Regions from separate parts of the Homo sapiens genome. Here regions 1 and 3 are each linked to region 2. The links are chromatin contacts, found by Hi-C or POLR2A ChIA-PET in ENCODE. All regions are on one chromosome and are shown on one strand. Each heading gives the region's core, a stretch centred on a gene start or an enhancer-like site at or near the end of the contact. The rest is flanking DNA. Distances are from core to core; before and after follow the strand shown. Region 1 holds the start of VPS37C (VPS37C subunit of ESCRT-I). Region 2 holds the start of FADS2 (fatty acid desaturase 2). Region 3 holds the start of PRPF19 (pre-mRNA processing factor 19).

Region 1 (3,829 bases), core at 521-3,020, 670 kb before region 2:
GTGAGCCGAGATCCCGCCACTGCACTCCAGCCTGGGCGACAGAGCGAGACTCCGTCTCAAAAAAAAATAAATAAATAAATAAATAAAAAATACAAAAATTAGCCGGGCGTGGTGGTGGGCACCTATAATCCCAGCTACTTGGGAGGCTGAGGCAGGAGAATCGCTTGAACCAGGGGGCGGAGGTTGCAGTGAGCTGAGATCACACCACTTCACTCCAGCCTGGGCGACAGATCAAGACTCCGTCTCAAAAAAAAAAAAAAAAAAAAAAAAAAATCCAAACTTGGCCACTTACTGGCTGTGTGACACTAGCCAGGTTATCTAACATCTCCGCAACTCACTTCATCTGTAAAACGGGATCATCACCTATTTGGACATGTTCGCAAAATTCGGTATGTTCAGAAAGCCCTAGAACAGTGCCCAGCATATGAAGCCAAGCAACAAATCACAGCTATTGCTACCTGCAAAACAGCGGCCAGAAACTGCTCAGAAAGTCTACAATGAAAATGTTCTACTTAATGGAAATTACAAAGGCACGGAACCACATTTCCAAGATAATCTAGGTAAAAGGCTTTTCTGGGCACTATGACCGCAAAGAACAAAGACTCAGTTTAGCGTCCAGTATTTTCATTGCAACAGTCCCCGATCCCACCCGGAACTACAGAGTTCAGGTGTCTGCAGGGTTGCAGCTTTGGACAACAAAGTAAGAGTCTTTCTTTCCCCAGTTCCTCGGTCACCACCACCTCCAGCTCTAAGGCCAAAAGTCACAGAACTGAGAGTCTGGTGGCAGCATCTTGGTGCATTAGTAGGAAATGGGACTCCTGGAGCCAATAAAGAGGGTGGAAAAGGCCTTAGGCAGCAAGAGAACTGAGGTACCGCTGGAGCGAAGGGAAATGAGTGGGAAGTTTCTGGAGCTGAAGACTGACATTCCCAGGGTAAGTGAGCCCAGACAAGGTGTAGCTGGGAAAGCACTGCCTCAGCTCAGCGACTAAAACCCCAGGTTGTAGAGTCCACTCTGCCAGTAACTCACAAAACACCTCCAGTTAACTCCTTCTCCCATCCGTAAAGTGGGAAATCGCCTCATCGGCTGAGGAGGAAATGAAGAGGAACCAGGCATATAATGGGTATGTATACATCAGTGCCCTTTGCGCCCAGAGGGTCCCGGGGTAAGAAATGTTCAGTGATGCTGGGAGGTCCAAGTCTGAGTCCTGAACAAAGCCAAAGCTGAAACTCCCATCTCTCAATGCCCTGGAGAAAGGGCACAAGCCAGTAAGTCACAGAGCAAAGTCCCTCCAACCTCCCCTCTGCCACTCGTCTCCCGCGTGCCCTCTGGCAAGTCGGACCCTACTCTTAGGCCTCAGCTTCCCCATCTATACAATGGGCTAATTGGCTCTAATGTCATCAGAATTGTGACCGCAAGATGCTCACATATGGGACGAGGGCCTGCAGAGACGCAGAAAGGAGGGTGGCGGTGAGTGGTGGGGCGGAACTGGAGGTGCGACCCGCCGGGGAGCCGGGGCGGCGCCTCGCGCTCTCCCTCCCTCCCTCCCACCGCGAGGGGCAGGGGCGCCGGCCCCCGGCGAGAGTCACGCGCCCCTCGTGCCCAATCACCGGCCTCTGCCAGGATGAGGCGGGCAGGCGGGGGCGCTCCGGGAGCCACGGCCGGCGCCGCCCCCACCGTCGTCCTCTGCCCCGCCCGCCTGCGGCAGAGCCGGGACCCTCCCCAGTCTCCGCTCACCTGCCAGGGCCGCCGTCGCCGCCGCCACCGCGGGTTAAACCGCAGCCGCGCCCACACTTCCGGGGTCCGCCAGGCCCGCCCCCTACCGGATGTGACCCCCTTGCAACGTCCGGCGCCCCAGTGGCGCGCGTGCTCGCCCCGCGACCCCGTTGGCCGCCCCGCCTCGCGCGCCTCTGAGTTACCACGACATCGTGCCACACACACACGCTCGCGGCCGCCCGGGCCACAACCACGGGAGCGCCCACGAGACCCCTCCAGCGCTCGCCGCACGCCTCGGCCCCGCCCCCGGTAAGAGGCCCCGCCCACTGGGCGGAGACCAGGCCGCTCTGGGCTAGTGCGCCGGCGCGGACGTCCGCCGCCTTCCGAGTGGCCAGCGAGGACTCGCTCTGTACACAGCTCGATCTTGGGAGGCTTCTCAGAGGGACCCAAAAGGAGGGGGAAGCAGATGGAAGCCCAGAACCTAGGAGGAGCCCCAGATGGGCTGAGCTCAGACTGAGGAGCCCCAAGGCCACCACACACTCATTTCCATTTACTAGTTAATCTCTTTCCCCCACCCATTCATTCTACAGAATTACCAGTATTCCCCATCTCCTCCCTTCCCCCCTGGAAACAGGAGAGTCCAGCATAATAAGGAAGCCCCCTCTGCTCTAACCCTTAAAAAAAGGAATCTGAAGTGACCTGATGTTAACTAATCAGGTGTTTTTTTTTTTTTTTCTATTCTGTTCCCTTTCCCACCTATGAAACCCACTGCTCTGCTATTTCCCAGGGGAATTTGAGACCAAATAAGTCTATTTACAATGGTAACTGATGTCAATGTCTAAAGTTTCCAACCTCTCAAAATCAAGAGGTTGACCAAAAGGGGAGAAGTGTCCAGTTTAGCCTAAAGTTGTCTCCTGGCGTATCTTAAGTTTGTCCTAAAGGTTTCTCCGTACATAGTGAACTGGATCCTACTCATACCAATCACAGAGTTTCAGCCAATCACAGGCAGCCACCTGTTCAAACCTTGTTCCAATAAGGCAAATGTCAATCTGTCATTGGTAGGGAACCAAACTGGATCCCTTTGCCCTCAGAAAGCCAAACACCGAAGTATCAGGTTTTTGTAGAGGGAAAGATTTGTTGCAAGTCAACTGGGAAGGAGACATGCTCAAATCTGTCTCCCCAAGCCAGGGGCTGTGACAGGTGTTATAGGCAGAGGGTAATGAGCAGTGATCTGATTGAATCTTGCAATAAGCAATGATCTGACTGGATCTTGCCATGGGATGATGCCATGGCTCAATCTGATTAGATCATGGCTTATACCATGTATCTACTTCTTAATTCTGTTCCGGTTCTTTGGTCTGAGCATTTAGGTTGCGCCTGTGGTTGCATGCTTGGTTCTTCTGGGCACGCTCAGGTTACATAACTTGCAACCTGGGATCATGGCAACTGAAAAAACAACTCACCACTTTATTACACAAAGTTGAACCAGATGGGGCTGGTTCTGCGCTTACATAACTGGTCCAACTGTTTCTGTACCTCGCTTCTGTTTTCTGGACATCTATTTCCTTTTTCTTTTCTTATTTTTAAATTTTAATGATTATTTTTTAATAGAAATGGAGATTCGCTATGTTGCCCAGGCTGGTCTGGAACTCCTGGACTCAAGCAATCCTCCAGCCTCGGCTTCCCAAAGTGTTGGAATTACAGGCATGAGCCACCACGCCCAACCTGCTTTCCGTTTTCTATCCCTAAATGTTATCCAACCACCTGGCAGCCTCAGAGTCACTCTGAACCTATTCTGGTTCTGGGGGCTGACTGATTCACAAATCATTATTTGCTCAATTAAACTCTGTCAAACTGAATTTGTCAAAACTCCTTCTTATAACAGAAGGGGTCCATGAAGAAGGTCAGCTGCTGACCCTTCTGAGACACTGGTGACTCCTTTGAGCGGGGGCATGTTGGTTTTGCAAACATTTCACTTGGTACAGAATGTCAGAGTGACTCCCATTGACAGCACCTGTTTGAAAGCTAGGTTGAAATTGTTTCTGAGGGTTAGGGAGGGCCAGGGCAGATGACCTTAATTTTTTGTCATAAGCCTTTTTGTGCTATGTGATTTTT
Region 2 (4,100 bases), core at 1,101-3,600:
CTAAAGTTCTCTCTTAATTCAGGCCTCCCCTCCCCTCTCCTCGAGCACTGCCCTCATCTTTGAACTCATCACTGTTCCCCAGTTTCTCCCGTACATCCCAGTCCAGCCCCAGCCTCTGGAGTTATCTTTCTACACCATGGATCTGATCACAGTACACCTGCTTTACGGATGTCCAAGCCTCCTCCATGGTAAAGTCCTCCCTTCCTACCCCTTACTGAGGCTGCTGGGGCTTTTCTCAATTTGAGCCCCATCTACCGCCGGCCTCATTGGAGCCATTCTTTGAACTTCATTCATTCATTTGTGTCTTCAACACATGTTTTTATGTTTTTTCAGGACCTACCCTGGCTGGTACTGTGCTGGGAGCCGCTGGGGACCCCAGGCCCTGGCCGGTCCACGCTTCTCAGCCACCCTACACAGGCCACCCATACGTGCTCCCTTTTAGGGCCTGAACCTTCAAAGCCTCTGTGAGATACTCCCTGGTTCTGCCTTTCAGCTATCACTCCCTGCTCCGAGCTCCACACCCTTTACAAATGTTCATTAAAGTTATCTATATGGTATGTTAATCCATTTCTGAGAAAATAATTTTCTTGGTTCCATTTCCGTCAACGTTTGACAGTCCTCAAGGCCACCATACTCTCTGGAGGTCTTGCTTCATCCTCTTATTTTGTACAGAAGGCTTTTGTTTGGGATGTCTGCTCACACTCAAAGACAGAGAGGCCTTACTGTCTTTATGTCTGCAGTCTGTGGAGTGAATGAAGGATGCTCAGGGCTGACACCAGCATGAAATGTGATGGGAGAGGTTGGGGACTGTGTGAATGTGAGGAAAGGGAGCCCATCTGCCCCCCCAAGTACAACCCCACCAGTTGGGCAGAGTGATCCCCCCACCACCCCTGCATTGCTGTGAAATTTAGATTGGGCAGGGCCCGTTTGACCATCTCTCTCAATCTCAGGCTCTCCATTTTCAAGTGAGATGTAATAATATGCGTCCTGTTTACCTCTCAGCCTGTGATGAGAATCTAATGATTAGGGTGTGCTAGCACACAGGCACCTGTAAATCCCATTGAAATCTGAGGGCCCTATAACTCCTCTAGTGATTCCCAAGCCTCGTGCACCCCACCCTCTCTGTTCATCCTTACTTCCCACGTGTCCCGTTAGCCCTCCGGATGCAGTCAGGCCCATTTCCCCCAGGACGCCCGGCACTAAGCCGCCCCATCCAGCTGGGGTCTGAGGGGCCTGTCTCTTGCCCCACGCCTAAAAGACCTAACCCTCCTCCTATCCCTTCGATACGGCAGTCTTTATTTGCTGGAGTCTGCACAACATCACTGCCCAATGATGTGTCTGCTTCCACGATTCCCAAAGAGACTGAGCTTACTGAGACCAGGGCAAGGACCGCGCCAGTTCCTCATCGCCCCCTTCCTCTGCCTTCCCCTCCCTTCCCCCTCACCGCAGCCATGGCGCCCAGACCAAGAAAGCAGAGCAGAGGTTCCGCAATTCTTTTCTAAGATTGTCTGACTAGAGGGTTCAAAGCCCTCTAATCCAAGGCCGGCTTGTGTCTCTAGGGAGGTTGCAGAAAGGCGCCAGAATGTGGATGGCGCGGACAATGTGGGATACTGGAGTCTCGACTGCCGCGCGCCAAGGAAGGGCGTCACCTAGCCAAGCCGGCCCTGGAGTTGAGTGCCCCGCAGCCCGCCGGTCCACCCGCCCGGCCGCTTGCTGGCACCCTGGTGGCCGCGCCGGCTTTGTGTCGGCATCAGGTGCAAACCCCCAGAGCGCCGGGCGTGCGCGCACGCGCCCCGGAGCGCGCGGAGCCCATTCGTTGCCCCCACCGGGATCTCCTCTAGGATCTCCTCCGGCGCCCGGGGCCGGAGAGTGGGGGAGGGAGGAGGTCGGACACGTAGCCTGCCTCGCAGCAGGGCTCGACTCCACGCGGGAGGGCGGGGGAGCCGGGGACCCGCCGCTCCAGCCCGCTGGCCTTCGAAAGATCCTCCTGGGCCAATGGCAGGCGGGGCGACGCGACCGGATTGGTGCAGGCGCTCTGCTGATCGCTGTGGAAACTCGGGCGGCGGGGAACGCGGGAGGATGTGGAACCCGAGGCGGGGGGAGCCGGAGGGGCGGGCAGAGGAGGTGTCGAGGCCCTGAGCTCCCGGGGAGTTTTTACTGGAGGCAAAAGTCCATAGCGGGAGGGCTGAGGGAGGGGCGGAGGAAGGGGACCGCTTGGGGGCACTGGGAAGCCAGGGATCCTCCGCCAGGAAGGCAGGGACACTCCCGAGCGCAGGCGAGAAGGCTGGGGGAGGGGGCGCGGTGGGAGGAGTAGGAGAAGACAAAAGCCGAAAGCGAAGAGGGCCCGGGCTGCACACACCGGCTGGGAGGCAGCCGTCTGTGCAGCGAGCAGCCGGCGCGGGGAGGCCGCAGTGCACGGGGCGTCACAGTCGGCAGGCAGCATGGGGAAGGGAGGGAACCAGGGCGAGGGGGCCGCCGAGCGCGAGGTGTCGGTGCCCACCTTCAGCTGGGAGGAGATTCAGAAGCATAACCTGCGCACCGACAGGTGGCTGGTCATTGACCGCAAGGTTTACAACATCACCAAATGGTCCATCCAGCACCCGGGGGGCCAGCGGGTCATCGGGCACTACGCTGGAGAAGATGCAACGGTAAGGGTCTGGGGGCGCCCCAGCCACCCTTCTCTGCTGCAGGCGGAGTCAGGATCCCTGGCTCCCCGTGGGCCAAACAGACCTCCGGCGCTGAATGGAGCTTGGGACGTCCTGTAGGGAAGGAAAGTGCATCTATTGCACTCGTACCCCCTCCCCAATCCTCCTCCTCCTCTGGGCCGACTGGGGTGGAGACCGGATCTGGGACCCGGGGAGGCGGCGCTGCGGTGAAAGTCCCAGCGGTGGAGAACAGGGCAAGCATCTACCGCGCGCGCCGGGACCCACGCGTCCTCCCCTTCCTCGGGGTTTGTCTGGAGGCAGGGACTCCCCAAGAGGGGCGCTCGGGCCAGACGGCTTTGGCGCCCCCAGCGGGGAAGATGGCCGCCCCTGCGCGCCGCTGAAAGGAGCGGGAGCGCAGGCAGCCAGGTGTGGGACTCCGCGCTTGTCCCGCACTCTCCATCCAGACTGGGTGGCGAGAAGGAAAGCTCGTCCCCGGCCGGAGATCGCTCCTGCTGGGACTCTTGTCTAAGAAGTTCCTCAATGGCCACCTGGGAAAAACCGCCCAGCAGCTCGGGTTCCCACGCTCCAGGGATTATCTAGACTCACCCCAAGCTCGAGCCGGCCTTCTTGGGGACCGGCGTCCGGGATTGGTGGAAGGAGAACGGCCTGGGGTTTGCAAAGCCCAGGTCGAGTGAGGCCTTGAGCCGGTGGATTTAGCAGCACTAGACTGGCTTGGCAACAGGTCCGTCTGCACTCGAGGTTACTCTCGGGCGTTCAACTCAATGGCTCTCTCTTTTTAAATCCTGCCAAGAACACCCTTCCCTCATCTTGCACTCCTAAAGGTTGTGGGCCTCTCTGGAGCCATTGCTGCCCACCTTACCCCCACCAAATGCGTGGCTCAGTGATTACCCCGCACCAGCTACCCGCACCGGGGACCCCAGTCTGAAATCCTGGCATTTATTTAAGGATGCAGCTGGTATCCCATGGATTCGAATGGGCCAGAAGGAAAAGAACAGAGGCAAGGAGGGAAGAAAGGGCGGCTTTTGGTGGTGGTAGTGAATTGGATGCAGAGAAAAAAGGTCTGATGGGATACAGAAATTGGGGAAAGTGAATAGGAGAGAGGCAGAAAGGAGGGATGAACTTGACGTAGATCATTCCACCTGGAGGTCTAGGATGCCCAACTGTTGGTGGGCTTTTGCTCTCTAAGCTGTGTAGGCCCGACCCTTAACTTCCCCACCTCTTGCATCTCATGGAGACAGGCCTAGGGGAAGGCCAGACCAGGCCACCATAACCCAAGCTGGACAATGGACAGGTGGTGTGGGCCAGCAGGGCCAGGGCTTATCTAAGATTGGGAAGGTCAGCGATACTGAAATTCCCTACAGCTTTCAGTCCCATCCTGTTTTACTTGCTTGTGGACATTGCTTAAGCCCAGTGGGTTTGTGATGCTATTTAGAA
Region 3 (4,276 bases), core at 375-2,874, 920 kb before region 2:
CTACCAGCTACCAGTCAACTGATTAGCGTACAGACACTTATCACCTGGAAGATTCCAAGGAGCAAAGTGGCAATCGCTACAATAAAAATATTTAAAAATATTTACATGGCACATTTGCATGGCACATTTCTATGTGCCAAGCACAATTCTAGGCATACAGTACAGTAATTCATCTTCACAACAACCCGCAATAGAGGTATCATTTACACTCTTGCCTGCGTAGACTGTGCACCCCTTGAGGATAAGGATTACAGCTGGTCTCTCACTTCCAGTACAATGCAGATGCCCCCAGGGCACTCGGTAAACATCTAACAAATGAGTGAACCATGCCAGGAAGGATGGTGCTGGGGAACGTAAAAGAGAGCTTCCCGAAGATTGGAAGGAAACAATAAATGTGAAGGTACTTTGCGAGCTGTAATTTCTTCAAAGTGAGGGATTCCTTTTCCATCATTTCCCTTCCTTCTTCCCCCTCTTTGGATCAATGTACAGGTTCTGAGAAGAGAAGGAAGTGAATAGCAAAAGGGAGGGGAAACGAGTAATCTGATGAAACAACGAAAAGGGAAAGGAAAATGTCTGTACGTCATGATAAAATATCAAAGGGAAAGATAGTGGAAGGTATGAAAAAAGCATGGATTCAGGGTCCAAGATCCGTGTCACCTAACTACGTCACCCAGCTCTGCCACTGACTAGCTACGCATCCTTAGATAAGCCCCGCTCTTCCTGCGCCTTGCATCCTCATCTGCAAAACCAGGATCTTTATTTCTCCTTTAGGGAATTCTTGTGAGGATAAAATGAGATCATAGACTTGGAAGCGCGTTGTAAACCAATAAGGGCTTATAAATGTGCGCTGTTTTTATTAGTCATACAGTGTAAGGCTGGGAGCCAGATACCTGGCTGCCAGCCTTGCCTCTACCTCTAACTCATCATGTGACCTTTGCAAATTGCAAAAGCTCCGACTATCCGAGCGAGGCCTCGCAAAACATCCACTGCAATGCTCTCGATTTTGCAGATGGGGAAACCGAGGCCCAGAGCCTTGAGCCAATTCATAAAGCCAATGGGAGGCGGACCCTGGACAAGACCTCGAGTTTTCTGACTCCTACATTAAGGCTGCTTCCCTTGCACCAGCTCTCTCTGTCCAGACCTGTTTCCACTCTGTAGAATGAGGCGACCGGCCTCAGTAATGTCTGCGACAATAAACCTCAGGCACTATGTAAACTGCGGGGCACTGCGCAAATGCACCCCGCTCCGACGGGGGGGGCTCCGGTGCTGACAGGCCGCCGCTCGGCCTCCGGAGCGCCCCATTCCCGCCTCCACCCCGGCCCGGGCGCCGCAGCGGACCGCACACGCTCCCGCGCCGCTCTCTGGCCTCCTGAGACCCGCGCTTGGCCGCAGCCAACACTCACTGGAGCAGATTAGGGACATGGCGCCGTCACCGTGCTCCGAGGCGCCACACGCCGGGCTCCGGGACTAGCTTCTGAGCCTCCGCGAGCCACTTCCGGTCCCCCGCTGCTGCCGGGACTGCTCCGCGGCGAGCTGGGAGCCGCCAGCCGAGCGATGCTAGCGTAGCGCTTCACGTGGGAATGGGGACAGCCGCGCGCCACAGCCTTCAGCACCTAACGGAAATTGCCCTTTCCCAGAATGCAGCCGGGCAGGAAAGGGCCCGCCACGAACACTCGGTTATTTCCGGATTGACTCGGCTCGTTCCGTAAAGCGCCGGAGGATTGGCTGGGGCGTCGGGAGAGAGGAGGCTCGAAACTACATTTCCCATGACGCAGTGAGAATTTAAAACCAAAACAATTGGACAGCACTTGTTTTGACAACTGTGCGGCACTGTGCCACGGGACCCTGGTCTTTGAAACCTTGGCGTGCGCGAGAATTTCCCAGTGAGTTTGTTAAAATGCAGATTCCTCGGGTCTGCGTAGACAGACTGTGCCCCACGCTTTTCTAAGTCAGTTGTTTCTCGGGCTACCCTTTAAGAGACACTGCTGGATGGCCTGGTGAAGAAAATACAGAAACAGATGGGTACAAGAACTAAGAAAACGGCTAAGAAAGTGTTTTGGTCCTGACTACTACCATTTCGCTCTGTGATTTGGGGCAATTCACATTGCCCTTTCTTCTTTGTCAAAAGACAAAATCACAACAAACTTAGTTCAAAGATTTTTTTTTTCTTAAGAGACGGACTCTGGCAATGTTGCCCAGGCTGGAAGGCAGTGGCTATTCACAGGTGCGGTCATAGCAATCATGGCTATCACAGGTGCATCCTGGAACTCCTGGCCTCAAGTGATCCTTCTGCCTCAGCCTCCGGAGTAGCTGGGACTTAAGGTGCGATTCTATAGAATTGGGCAGTGCCTCATACTATAAAATATAATGGTTGTTCCAATGAGCTGAACAGGAGAACTTGGTTTTATAGACAGAAAAGGACTGAGGAAAACAGGAACAGAGAACAAAAAGCGGATTGGTCATTTGGTAATTTCAAAATTACTTTTCTTGTAAAGGTTAAAGTGGAGGGGACTTATCATGCCACCTAAAACTTGCCTGTTTGGGAATTTAGCTCCCCCCTACACACACACACACACACACACACACACACACACACATACACACTCAGAAGGTCGTAAAGATCTTCGTTTCAGCTTATTGGCGTGGAGCTTCAGCAGGACTAACTCTTTTTAGCTTGGTCTGTTAGGCCTAGCAGAAGAGCTCAGTCCAAACCAATGGCCTCCTATAAATTTCTTTATTTTGTATTTTGGATTTTGTATTTTCTATTTCTCTTCCAGCTCAGATAGTGTATGATTCTTTGTGGATATCTGTAAGATAAGATACTCTCAGGAATCATGCAAAAGACGTGGTGTGGACTGTAAGGTATCAAGACAAAAGGGCAGGATGAACAGGATGTGAGTGAGAGGGACTTTGACAGGTGGGCAGTATTCAGAGGAGAAGGAGAACGAAAGGCATTCCGGAAGAAGAAACAACGTAAGCAAAAGCTTGGAGAGAAAAATAAAAGTTACAGGTACAAAAGGCAATATGGCATAGTGGCCAAGAGCATGGACTCTGAAGTCAGACTGTGTGCTCAAATCCTAGCACCACTCAGGTGATTGGCAGTATGAACTTCTCTATGCCTTAGTTTCCTCATCTGTAAAACAGAGGGAGTGATGACAAGGGTAGAACTAACTCACTGAACTCTTATGAAGAGTTAATATGCAAAAGGGCATCTCATCTCTGTCTTGCACCAACAAAGTAACTTCCCACTTGTTCCTTGCTTCCAGCCTGGCCTCCTCCTCCTAATCTACTTTCCACAGAGCAGACAGTGATCCACTTTGAACGAAATATCTATTCATGTTATTCCCCAGGCATTTCATTCATCCAACAAATATTGATTGGGTGCTTCCTATGTGCCAAGCCCTATTGTAAAAACTGGAGATAGAAAAGGTCAACAAGAAAGACACAGTTTCTGCTGTCTTGGAGCTTACACTCTACTGTGGGTGGTGGGAGCACAGAGACAATCAACACTTAAGAAGAAAATTCCAGAGTAGTAAGTGCTATGAATACAACAAATCAGAGCAAGGTAGACAGAGGTGCTGGGGATTGGAGGAACGGCTACTTGAGGCAGGGCACTTAGAGAGTGCATCACTGAGGAGCTGATTTTTTTGCTGAGAACTGAATGAGGGTATGGAGCAAAAAAGTTTCCCCTCTGCCCTCTAAAGATTTGCTGAAATTAACTGACAATCGACAGAATAACAGGAGAAAAGGCATACAAGTGTATTAGTGTGTGAGTGTGCACAGGAGTAATACAAAATATGAGGCTCAAAGAAGGAACAGGTGGCTGATGCTTACTTAAATGGCACCCAGGAAAGACGGAGATGGGGGAAATGTAGGCAATTTTGAGGGCTAGCAAATAATTTTTAGGGAGGGCTAGCAAATAATTTTTAGGGGAAATGAATGAGCCCCAAGAACAAACAATGCCTTGGGACAAAGTTCTTATGAGCTCTGGAGGAGGTGGCAACAAATTGTGGGAAGGTGAGGGGCAGAACTCCATTGTGAACAAAGGTTGTCTTATTATGCACATAAGGTCTCTCAGGTAATCTGTTAGAGCTCCCATCAGAAGAATAGATTAAAAGTCTCTCTAGGTGTAGTGGTGAGTTGGTGACTTTTAGTTTTTATTCTTCTCCAGTGGTTAATCTTTCCTGGTTATTTGATGAGTTTCCTGTGGAGGGAGATTTGAGACAATTGCATTTCTTCTGAAAGAAATTTTCTCAGTCAGATAAGGGAACTTCTA

Evidence for each region. A loop is a pair of places that touch in the nucleus more often than their neighbours do. ChIA-PET counts read pairs that join two places held with the same protein, here RNA polymerase II (POLR2A). Pooled maps may share reads with other maps.
Region 1: a loop to region 2 is called in a pooled map, with 8 times the contacts of the local background. The contact joins the promoter of VPS37C here to the promoter of FADS2 in region 2. A Hi-C loop is called at or near these places in 2 of 37 single-sample maps with no recorded cell type and 4 of 50 pooled maps.
Region 3: a loop to region 2 is called in a map with no recorded cell type, with 7 times the contacts of the local background. The contact joins the promoter of PRPF19 here to the promoter of FADS2 in region 2. A Hi-C loop is called at or near these places in 6 of 37 single-sample maps with no recorded cell type and 5 of 50 pooled maps. POLR2A ChIA-PET finds 5 or more read pairs at or near these places in 1 of 52 experiments (OCI-LY7).

Annotation. Positions count from the first base shown.
Region 1 is chr11:61,159,656-61,163,484 of GRCh38, forward strand. It overlaps VPS37C (VPS37C subunit of ESCRT-I), which reads right to left and starts at 1,771. Exons shown (of 5, transcript NM_017966.5): 1 at 1,736-1,771. RefSeq lists enhancers at 1,234-1,827, 1,828-2,420, 2,161-2,210, 2,221-2,360 and a silencer at 1,411-2,170.
Region 2 is chr11:61,825,950-61,830,049 of GRCh38, forward strand. It overlaps FADS2 (fatty acid desaturase 2), which reads left to right and starts at 2,351. Exons shown (of 12, transcript NM_004265.4): 1 at 2,351-2,648. The coding sequence starts at 2,442. RefSeq lists enhancers at 690-1,367, 1,368-2,045 and silencers at 1,637-2,076, 2,197-2,296, 2,317-2,416.
Region 3 is chr11:60,904,961-60,909,236 of GRCh38, forward strand. It overlaps PRPF19 (pre-mRNA processing factor 19), which reads right to left and starts at 1,625. Exons shown (of 16, transcript NM_014502.5): 1 at 1,404-1,625. The coding sequence starts at 1,422. PRPF19-DT (PRPF19 divergent transcript) reads left to right here and starts at 1,819. Exons shown (of 2, transcript NR_186697.1): 1 at 1,819-1,883. RefSeq lists a silencer at 1,218-1,317 and enhancers at 1,257-1,844, 1,958-2,077.